Regions from separate parts of the Homo sapiens genome. Here region 2 is linked to region 1. Evidence: read pairs that join two places in POLR2A ChIA-PET (ENCODE). Cell type or tissue: MCF 10A. All regions are shown on one strand. Links, peaks and the distances in the headings refer to the core of each region. The heading gives the core; the rest is flanking DNA. Region 1 has its middle 8.8 kb from the start of ME2. Region 2 overlaps SMAD4 (SMAD family member 4).

What was found. Peaks named below come from ENCODE experiments on the same cell type or tissue, not always from the same donor. Only the 100,000 strongest peaks of a DNase experiment are listed, where the experiment ranks them.
Region 2: POLR2A ChIA-PET joins it to region 1 with 6 read pairs; 6 of 35 experiments call an interaction of 5 or more read pairs at or near these places.

What each region holds. Positions count from the first base shown.
Region 1 is chr18:50,867,574-50,872,966 of GRCh38, forward strand. No RefSeq gene overlaps it. Among named protein-coding and RNA genes, the nearest start is that of ME2, 8.8 kb to the right of the region's middle. In MCF 10A, for the core only: no CTCF peak of the experiment used is centred there; DNase peaks (open chromatin) are centred at 1,238 and 2,748.
Region 2 is chr18:51,053,954-51,059,346 of GRCh38, forward strand. It overlaps SMAD4 (SMAD family member 4), which reads left to right. Exons shown (of 12, transcript NM_005359.6): 5 at 828-1,040; 6 at 4,172-4,291; 7 at 4,387-4,503. Among named protein-coding and RNA genes, the nearest start is that of SMAD4, 26 kb to the left of the region's middle. In MCF 10A, for the core only: no CTCF peak of the experiment used is centred there; no DNase peak of the experiment used is centred there.

The DNA.
Region 1 (5,393 bases), core at 167-5,166:
GTGCAGTGGCGCAATCTCGGCTCACCGCAACTTCCGCCTCCCGAATTCAAGCGATTCTCCTGCCTCAGCCTCCCGAGTAGCTGGGACTGCAGGCCTCCGCCGCCATGCCCAGAAATGTTTTTATTTTTTATTTTTTATTTTTTTTTAGTAGAGACAGGGTTTCACCGTGTTAGCCAGGATGGTCTCGATCTCCTGACCTCGTGATCCGCCCGTCTCGGCCTTCCAAAGTACTGGAATTACAGGCGTGAGCCACCGCGCCCAGCCCTGGAGTGGCTTTTTCTGACAAGCTGCCTAGTGATGCCAGAATTGCTGTTTCTGGAGTCCTCAGATAAGGACTTCTAGGTAGTGATGGAGCCAGGACTACTCCTGGATTTAGAAGGATTTAGAATAGGTAATAATAAGCAGCCTACAACTCAGGAAGATTTTAGGGGTGGGGCTTCAGCAAGACTGAATTACTTTTCATAAAAGAAGAGGGTATTTCCACCATGCCATGATGCTAGTCAATTTTTGCTTTACTCCCTCCAGGTTACCTAAAGCCCGAAGAGAAAATCAAATGTAGTGCAATATTATCCATAAATATTAACATGCTATTATTCCTTAAGGAATAAAGGTTCTTCTATTGTTAATAAGCCTGTCATTTTAACTTCTTTACTCTTCACAAAACTTTCTAGAACTTATCTTAAAATATTTTGATAATGAAGACACTGCTTATTATGGCACTAGTTTACTCTTTAGACAACTCGAAAGTTGTATTTATTTTAATTATATAAAGAATTGTTAGTACTTTTCTGGAGGTAATTACCACCGTTAGCACTTCACTGTATTTGGGGAAAACATGATTTTTTCTTAATGATCATACTTACCTACACCAAATGCTTTTATGCCTCACTTTCAGACCAGGCTGACAAGAGGTTTGTTTTTGCAGTATGTCTAGCAAAAAAAAAAAAAAAAATGCCTTTACTGTTTATTTACTCTTGTATTTTTAGAGTTTGCATTTTTAATGATCCTAATTTATTAGAGAATAATTCTCAGTGCTGCCGTCAGTATTCATTATTAATATCTTCTAAAGCAGATGGAGTTATACAAATCTAAAGATATGAGTAGCACAATCTATCTGCTTTTGCAGTAGGTAGTGTGTCAACATAAAACCGACAATCTTACTCATATACTACTCTCATTACAAAGATAATAACCTTCTGTAAGTCTCTGAAATCTCAATAATATGGATTTTGGCCAGGGAGGGTGACTCATGCCTGTAATCCCAGCACTTTGGGAGGCCGAGGAGGGCAGATTCCTTGAGCTCAGGAGTAAGAGACCAGCCTGGGCAACATGGCAAAACCCCATCTCTACAAAAAAAAAAAAAAAAAAATTAGCCAGGCATGGTGGTGTGCACCTGAGTCCTGGCTACTCAGGAGGCTGAGATGGGAGGATCGCTTCAGCCCAGGGGTTCGAGGCTCCAGTGAGCCATGATTGGGACACTGCACTCCATCCTGGGTAACAGAACAAGACCCCCCTGCAATAATAATAATAATAATAATAATAAATTTATAAAAATGAATCATGGTGCTGGGATGAGATAAGGCTGCTCCATTCTCATGGCAACTGATACCTGATACAAAAGTTTTTCCAGGCATCTTCCTTTAATTTTAAGAAAAGCTGATGAATATATGCCCATCTTGAGATAACTGGCACATATACAGCTTTACACTTAGCCAATGGAAGGGTTTTACAGGGAAGTCACATGGCCAGGTGTGTGCCCGCAGACTGCCACTTTAAGGCTCCTCCCCATTCACAGGTGAATAGGCTGAACTGAAAACAAAGCCCAAAATAGCAGCCTCAATTTCCACCAGTAGAGAATTCACACAACTAATCCACATCTCTGCCTTCCTCTGTTTGTTCCGTAATCAAACCGAACACCTATTTCCTCCTCTGGTTTCATGTTCATTTGGGCCTTGACACGTTGTTTTACCTGATCCTCTGTGTCATAATCCATCTTTCTTCCAAGAAGAGCTTGTGTCTTCTTTCTGGGCCCAGCATTGTTTGTATTGTCTGCAAGGCCATTTGACCACACTGACAAGGCCTGGTGAGCTTTATTCTGGGCAATCAAGAATGTGCCAAGGATGGCTCTTGCCTTTTTCTCAGAGAGTTTAATATCAGACACCAAGGAGGAAGCCCATTAGGAAGATATTGAATTCACAACAGAGTTGCAGTGAATCTTTACTCCCAAAGAAACAGCAATGCACAATGCAAATGGCTTATTTTATATATTTATTGAGGTGGATATAAAATTTATGCAGTGAGGTATATAAAGTACATAAATTTCAAACATGATGAATTTTTATATATGTACACATCTATGTAGCCATTGCCCAGACTGAAAGATAAAATGTTTTCAGCCTCCAGAAATTTCCTTTATGTCTCTTTCCAGCCAACCTATCTTAACGGTAACCACTTTAGTGACTTCTGTCATCACAAATATTTCCTTAAAGACTAAGTTCTTTTTTTTTTTTAAGTCAGGGTCTCGCTCTATGGCCCAGGCTGGAATGCAGTGGCATGCTGTGATCTCAGCTCACTGCAACCTCTGCATCCCAGGCTCCAACGATCCTCCCACCTTAGCCTCCCGAGTAGTTGGGACTACAGGCGCGTGCCACTCCGCCTGGCTAATTTTTCTATTTTTAGTAGAGACAGGGTTTTGCCATGTTGCCCAGGCTTGTCTTGAATTCCTGAGCTTAAGTAGTCTGCCCGCCTCGTCCTCCAAAGTGCTGGGATTACAGGTGTGAGTCACTGTGCCCAGCCAAGTTTAAGTTCTTAAAACTCAAATGAGTCATTTCTGTGTGCACAACAGCAAATAAAATGTCATAATTGTTTCTCATTCACAATAAGCTTAGGTTTCAGGCATTATAATAAGCAGTATTTAATTAAGAAATTGGAAAATTGAAATTGAGAACTACACAAAGCCTTTCCCTAATTTCTTTTACCACAAGAAGAGCTTCACTTTTTGATCACACAAATGAATGATGCCCTTTGAGCCAGCTGGGCTTCAGAATTTAGACACTTTTGGAGCATACACTGTATGTTACATAATACCCACTGTGGGATCCAGAGCAGTGCCTATTAACACATTCACATTTTTGAAGATAAATAAATAAATAAATATTTACACTATGTTGGGGAAATACAGACTATAGACAGTCTTGTGACAAATTCTTATTTGTCACCAAATAAATTCTGGAACTACCAAAATGACAAAATTTAAAAAAAAACTTTTTGGATTTTGGAATTATAGATAATAGTTTGTGGATCTGTAGTAGATAATATTTGTATTTATGTATTTATTTATTTACTTTGAAATGGTGTTTTGCTCTGTCACCCAGGCTGAAGTACAGTGGCATGATCTTGGCTCATTGCAACCTCCGCTTCCCGGGTTCAAGAGATTCTCCTGCCTCAGCCACCTGAGTAGCTGGGATTATAGGCATGCACCACCATGCCCAGCTAATTTTTGTATTTTTAGTAGAGAAGGGGTGTCACCATATTGGCCAGGCTGGTCTCGAACTCCTGACCTCAAGTGATCCACCCCGCTGGGCCTGCCAAAGTCCTGGGATTACAGGTGTGAGCCACCGCACCAAGCTGATAATATATTATTTAAGGGACTTTTCTGCTTGAGGCAAGGCTCATTCTGATGTCCATGGTCTTCACAAAGCTTTCTGAGGTAATCCAAATTTAAGAAGTGACTACTTCTTTTGAACTACTATAGCACTTTGAGCTTATTCTTCACATGGTGATTAAAAAAAAAAAAAAAACTTTTATAATGAAATGCTTGGTTAAACCCAAAAGTAGAAAATGTAGTATAATGAACCCCATAAAGACCTCATCTGGAGCCAGGTGCCGTGGCTCACGCCTGTAATCCCAACACTTGGGAGGCCAACGTGGGCGGATCACCTGAGATCAGGAGTTCAAGACCAGCCTGGGCAACATGGTGAAACCCCGTCTCTACTAAAAATACAAAAATTAGCTGGTGTGGTGGTGCCCACCTGTAATCCCAGCTACTCGGGAGGCTGAGGCAGGAGAATTGCTTGAACCTGGGAGGCAGTGGTTACAGTGAACCAAGATTGCGCCGCTGCACTCCAGCCTCAGTGACAAGAGTGAAACTCCGTCTCAAAAAAACCAAAAAACAAAAGCAAACAACAACAACAACAAAACCTCATCCAACCTCAACAATCTCATTAGAAATATAATGATTGTATCACTTCACCTGTAAATATTTAATAACTTACTGCCTGTTTAAATACTTACATGAGTAAATACTTTGTTTCCATATTGTAATATAGACTCCCTGATGATGAAGTAAATGTTGGGTCTTTTTCATTTCTATTTCCCAATTACCTTTTCTCAGCAGGAAATTTAATACAGGAAAATGAATTATGCCCTGAGGAATGCTTGATGAATGTACAACATCAAACAGTGGTTCTTAAGCTTGAGTGTGTGTCCAGATCACTTGGAGAGCTTGTTATAACGAAGACACTTGGGCCCCAACTCTGGAGTTTCTGATTCAGTGGCTGTGGGGTGGGGCCTGAGAATTTGCATTTCTAACAAGTTCAATGATGATGATGATGATGGCCTGGGACCACACTGTGAGAACTCCCGCGTTAGATGTCAACACTGAGTGATTTGCACAATAAAACAGTTTTATCCTTTAATCAAGTATCAATCATATGTGAGGACTTAGGAATACAGGAAGAAATACTTTTTATAAATCTCTACTCTCATGGAGTTTCTAATATGTTGTATAAAAGTATACAAAACAGAAATACATGAGAACTATTAAGAAACATGGGTGTTGGAGACCCATATCGGAACATTCTTGTTTTATTGGTATAAGGTAGGCATCAATTTGTTTAAAGCTCCCTGGTGATTCCAGTGTGCGTTTACATACTATTACACCAGTGTTCACTGAAGAGCTGAGATTAGAATTTGTCCTTGAATTACGAAGCAGTTTTTAATTGACAGCTTACAGCGGGGAAGTCTTTCCCAGGTTGGGGAGTGGGGTGACATAATGCTCCAAGCTTACTTTCAAATCTTTCCAAGACACTGAACTGTACATAAACATATTTTAAAATATTCAGTCTGTACAGTGTAGTTTGTATCCTCTTTCCACTTATTAGTGGTACCCTTGGATGAATCAACCTCTAAGTCCTCAGTTTTCCCATATGTAAAATGGGGATAATAATTATACCTACCAGCTGGGCACAGTGGCTCATGCCTGTAATCTCAGCACTCTGGGAGGTCAAGGTGGGAGAATAGCTTGAGATCAAGAGTTCAGGAGCAGCCTGAACAACATAGCAAGACCTTGTCTCTACTAAAAATAAAAAACATTAGCTGGTTGTGGTGGTACA
Region 2 (5,393 bases), core at 91-5,090, 190 kb after region 1:
CTGGGCAGAGAATTAACATTGTTAATGCAGTTCAGTTTCAGTTTTCTTTTTGTCATACAGCAGAGCTAACTATTTCCTGGTTGGTTAATGGAAAGATGTTATGCTGTATCAGCTGGAATCTAGCTTTGCTTATGAAGGTGTAATCACATAGGTGAAAGATGTTGATTACTGAGTTTTCTCACACCATATATTAATCAAATACTCTTATTTGGGTTGGGTTTCTAGAGGGAAATTTCAGTTTGACTTTTCATTTATAATTTTTCCGTTTGGTTCTAAACCTATAGGGGACATTACATTCAGTACACTTCATTTTTAAAGAATATGTTGCTTAACAATAATTCTAGATCCTGGGATTGGATATCTATCAGATCCCACTCATATCTCCACAGTGTGAAATTAACAAAAAGATATAGTTAAATACTCAGTCTCTATTTAGACCGAATAATTGTTTTTCTCAGCTGGACACATTTTCCAGCCATTCGGTTTTTGCCTGCCTTATGTATTTAGGTGATTATTCTTCTAGGTTTATCAAGAAACTGAGGAGTACCTTTTTAGGATTGTTGCTGGAGGCTGTTGAAACATAGACTAGCTTCAAATTTGAGAGTCAGATTGATTGATAAAATATATCTCATGCTGTTACCGCTGAATAAATGACTTTTGCTGGTAAAGTAGTATGCTTTTAAAATAATATGAAAAAATTCTGAATTAAGGTTAGTAATTTACACTGTAATTGATTTTAGGTGTTATTATATTACTTGCTAATAAGATTTTTTTTTCTGGGAATAGAAGCTTATAAAAATTTAAAATATGTTTAATTTTCTATATAGCTCCATCAAGTATGATGGTGAAGGATGAATATGTGCATGACTTTGAGGGACAGCCATCGTTGTCCACTGAAGGACATTCAATTCAAACCATCCAGCATCCACCAAGTAATCGTGCATCGACAGAGACATACAGCACCCCAGCTCTGTTAGCCCCATCTGAGTCTAATGCTACCAGCACTGCCAACTTTCCCAACATTCCTGTGGCTTCCACAAGTGAGTTCTAGAATCAGATGTAGTCAGCAAGTTGAGTTTTCCTAATCATTGCTTATTTATGTGTAGTCACTTGGGGGGAAACTCCAAGTAAGTAAACATTAAAAGTAACTGTAGTATCTTTCATAGGTAAACAGGTATTAAACAGGTATGCACAATCACTTGGAATTTAAGTAATGGCTTTGATTATAATATTGATTTAAATTAATGATCTGATTTATACTTTACTATTACATGTAGCAGTAAGTAGCCTCTTAAGCTCCCAGATATATTTTGGAGAAATATTTAAATAATTAACAAGTAGTTTTGATCCAAGATGTTTATGAAGGTCTGTGTTAATGGAATTGCAACCTTTCTTTTAATGCGGTGTTCTTATTTTGGTTTTTCTGGGACAATATTACCTTATAGTAGTTGTCTGATTTTCTCACTGTGCAAAGGGATCTTGACAAATTTGTTATATATTGCTCAAGATAGACATTAATTAAGTCAATTTTGATATAAGCTAACTTCTATATCTCTTTTTAAAATATATGTGTAATTAAAAAAAAAAAGTGTTTCAGAAAGATCCTTCTTTTCTGCCATGTCATAGGAGGGAGAGGGGCTGCTAGGTTCAGGTTTTTGGGGGCATGATCATATGACCTGGTTCTGTTACTTATTTTCACAGTAACCAAAGGTTTGATAGTTTGCTGCTTGGCAAATGAAGTAGCTTTTTTTTCATTTTTTTTTTTTCAATTAATCATAGAGCATTGTCTTGGCATGTGTATGGTGTTAGTTGCATGCAGTTGCTAAAGGAATTTATGTAAACCCACATCAGAATAGATTTTTGACAGCTCTGGGCTAATACTGTGTTAGTTGCTACCGAAAGTACCATTATTGTATTTGCTTTACTATCAGATTAGATTCAACATAGAAATTTTGATCTTTGGAATAAATGGGGGACTGATTTCTGTAATTGTGAGTTTTCAAGTGAAGTATACCAGAATTTCCCCTTTAATTCATTACACCACTTCAAAGCAACATGTTTTTGGTTTGCTATCTAAGAGATGACAGTCTCACTATAGGCAGCATATTCTAAATGGGTCATATAGGTTAAGCACTTGAGAACCCAGTTCCTTAATCACTTGGTGCTTCTATTATCTGTCTACTTTTTATTTACCAAATTAGGAATATGGTTGACAAACAGTGGGTAGTGATAGAAAATAAAAGAAGGTACATTATAGCCACTTGAACGTAGATTAGTGCTAGAGCACAGCTACCTACTTCTGTTTATATTATCTGGAGATTGAATTTCTGTGCCTTTGTCAATGCTTACTAAAGTGACTTCATTTTGACTGTGTTGTTTCCTGAGGTTGAATCCTATTCAAAGATTAGAAAAAGTGATAGAAATGAAATGCAGCTAATTTTATCCTGGTATTTATTGGGTAGATTTTAATAATCGAATACCGTAAATACTGTAAGTTTTAGAACTTGTGTCAAAATGTTCCCTTATGTGGTGGCATGCGCCTGTAGTCCCAGCTGCTCCGGGGGCTGAGGCAGGAGAAATGGCGTGAACCCGGGAGGCGGAGCTTGCAGTGAGCAGAGAGCGAGTCACTGCACTCCAGCCTGGGCGACACAGCGAGACTCCATCTCCAAAAAAAAAAAAAAAAAAAAAAAAGAGGGTTCCCTTAGGTCTCAAAAAGTATATTGATGAAAAGAAGTTGAACTAAAATAGAAGATTTGAAAGGCTATTTTACGTGAGCTGATTTAGTCGTATTGTTTAACTTTATTTTACATACTTAGAATTGTATAAGGGAAGTATTCAGTATGGATAACTACAGTGAGTCACTTTACAATTTATGTTCTTTTGACACCTGAATATTTTAAGAATTTCCTTTTAAATACCTGTAAATTAAAATAATTTATCCTGTGTAGTTAATGACAATTTTTGTAAGTTAGCTAAGAGTATTGCCTGTAGAATTGTTAAAAATATGAACAAAACCATAATTAACCTTTAAAGATAACTTGCAGAATCTGGGGGATGAGTAGGAAGGGAGGTTGCTAAAATGTCATTTTTACAGATAAATAATTTGGGGAGTATTGAAATATTCTCTTTAGCTTTTGGTTTTGTAATTCTTAGCTTTAAGGAAATGTGATATGTAAAGAAAAGAAAAATATTCCTTTTCTTTGATACTTTGAGCAATGGTGACATGTTACTCTCTTCCATCTGATTATACTCCCATTTAGAAAAGAATGAGGTGATGCCAGTTATAAATAATTATAACTTTAGTGCTTTCCAAATAGGATTAACAGTCGAGTTAATTAATGCTCTTTAAGAAACCAAATTTCCACTTTAAAAAAAAAGCCTTAAAAATGTAGGACAGTAAGCAATATCATAGGATGGTTTTTGAATAGAATACAAGCCAAGAGAAGCTTGATTCTCTTGGTATATTACATACAGAGAGGGCAATTAATTTCTTGTACATCTGGGAATATGATGGTGTTCTTGAAAAGAAATGATTCTTGGTTTATAAAAGCTCTTGAAAAAATTTGAAAGTAGACTGATAGTTTTTTTGTTTGTTTTTAACCAGTAAATGGTATATTGATTGGACAGCAGAGCTAGATCTTTTTAACTTCCTCATCTTCACTATCACATCCTATTTAAAATAATTTTCTGCTCTGCTTTTCTCTGTCAAACCCTAGCATTCTGCCATTACTAGTATCAGTGCTGATAGTGATTAATTTTTCAGTTTTCAACATTTTCTTGAGCCTGGATTTTTGGGGTCCTAATCAGAAAGGTCCAGAGAGAGAGGTGGATGGAGTGGCCAGGATGAACTGACATACCTCTGAAGAAGTTAATATGATAGGCCAGACGTACAGTGGTGTTTTGCTGGCATTTGAAATATGTTTGTGAAGAAATAAGCCACTACAATTAGTTAGACATTACCTAAAATGGAATAATTTTGAGCTTCCTCAAGTTAAAGTTTGCCTTTATAGATGACTGTAGGTTTTTTACCTGATAGGCCATGGGTGAGTTACACTTTTTGCCCATCTTTATAGTTGTGCATTATCAGATAAAATTGGTCCTTCATTTAGTATATGAAATCATAAGATGACATCTATGAATGTACCATGTTAATGTCTTCTTGTTCCTCTAGGTCAGCCTGCCAGTATACTGGGGGGCAGCCATAGTGAAGGACTGTTGCAGATAGCATCAGGGCCTCAGCCAGGACAGCAGCAGAATGGATTTACTGGTCAGCCAGCTACTTACCATCATAGTATGTACATACTTTAAAAAATCTTTTAAATAGTTGAGAAAAAAGTAGGCAGCCTTTATAAAAGCAAATTAACCCATGTGGGCCTTAATTTTTAGACAGCACTACCACCTGGACTGGAAGTAGGACTGCACCATACACACCTAATTTGCCTCACCACCAAAACGGCCATCTTCAGCACCACCCGCCTATGCCGCCCCATCCCGGACATTACTGTAAGCTCTTGTTTTTGTTGTAAGGGCTATTTTTTTTTTTTTTTTGGTAGGGCTTTGTTTTCTGTTTTTTAAAAATGTTTTTACATCTTTTATTCATCCTGTGATTTTGTTTCATTAAATAGTGCTTTTCAGTATTTTTTGTAAACAGTATTATTTTTCATAGTTATCCTACCTTTTTATTTTAGAGGAGTGATGTTTGCTAAATACATTTATTTCTCTGTTGCTAATGTTTCATTAACATCACATTGATTTCCATTCATTTGTTTGTTTGCTTTGTATATGTTCTTAGATCTCATCTGTGTCTTGTATATCCACGCATAATGGATTGAAACCCTTTGAGTGCTAAGTTCTCAAGGTTTCCCTCAGCGTAGTATTCAGTGTACTTTGGATAATGTTGAATCTATAGATAACTCTGTGCTGGCATGATTGGGAGGAATACCCTACAGATAACATGTAGTTTCAGGTAGAATAGGAGCATTGTTCATATGGCTTAGTAAAATCGAGAGTATAACTCTTATATACATTAAATCCCTTTCTTCTCATTATAATATTAATAGTACCAAAGAAAACTTAGAAAATATAGAAAAGTATAAATAAGAAAAGCAAAATTACCCTGAATCCTGCTACTCAAAAACAGCCACTTCTAATATTTTGTTATTTTCCTTCCAGTCATATAAACAGGTATATGTAAATTGACAGGGGCTCCTACTCTATGTGTATTGTATATATCTTGCTTCTTTTCAGTTATGTTACTATTTTTTCCATTTCTTAAGAGAATGTAATTTTTAATGGCTGCCTAGGCCGTCATAGTGTTGAAGGGTGCTGGGTTTGGACCTTTAACAGGCTGTGTGACCATTGACAAGTTATTTCACCTCATTAAGCCTCAAGAG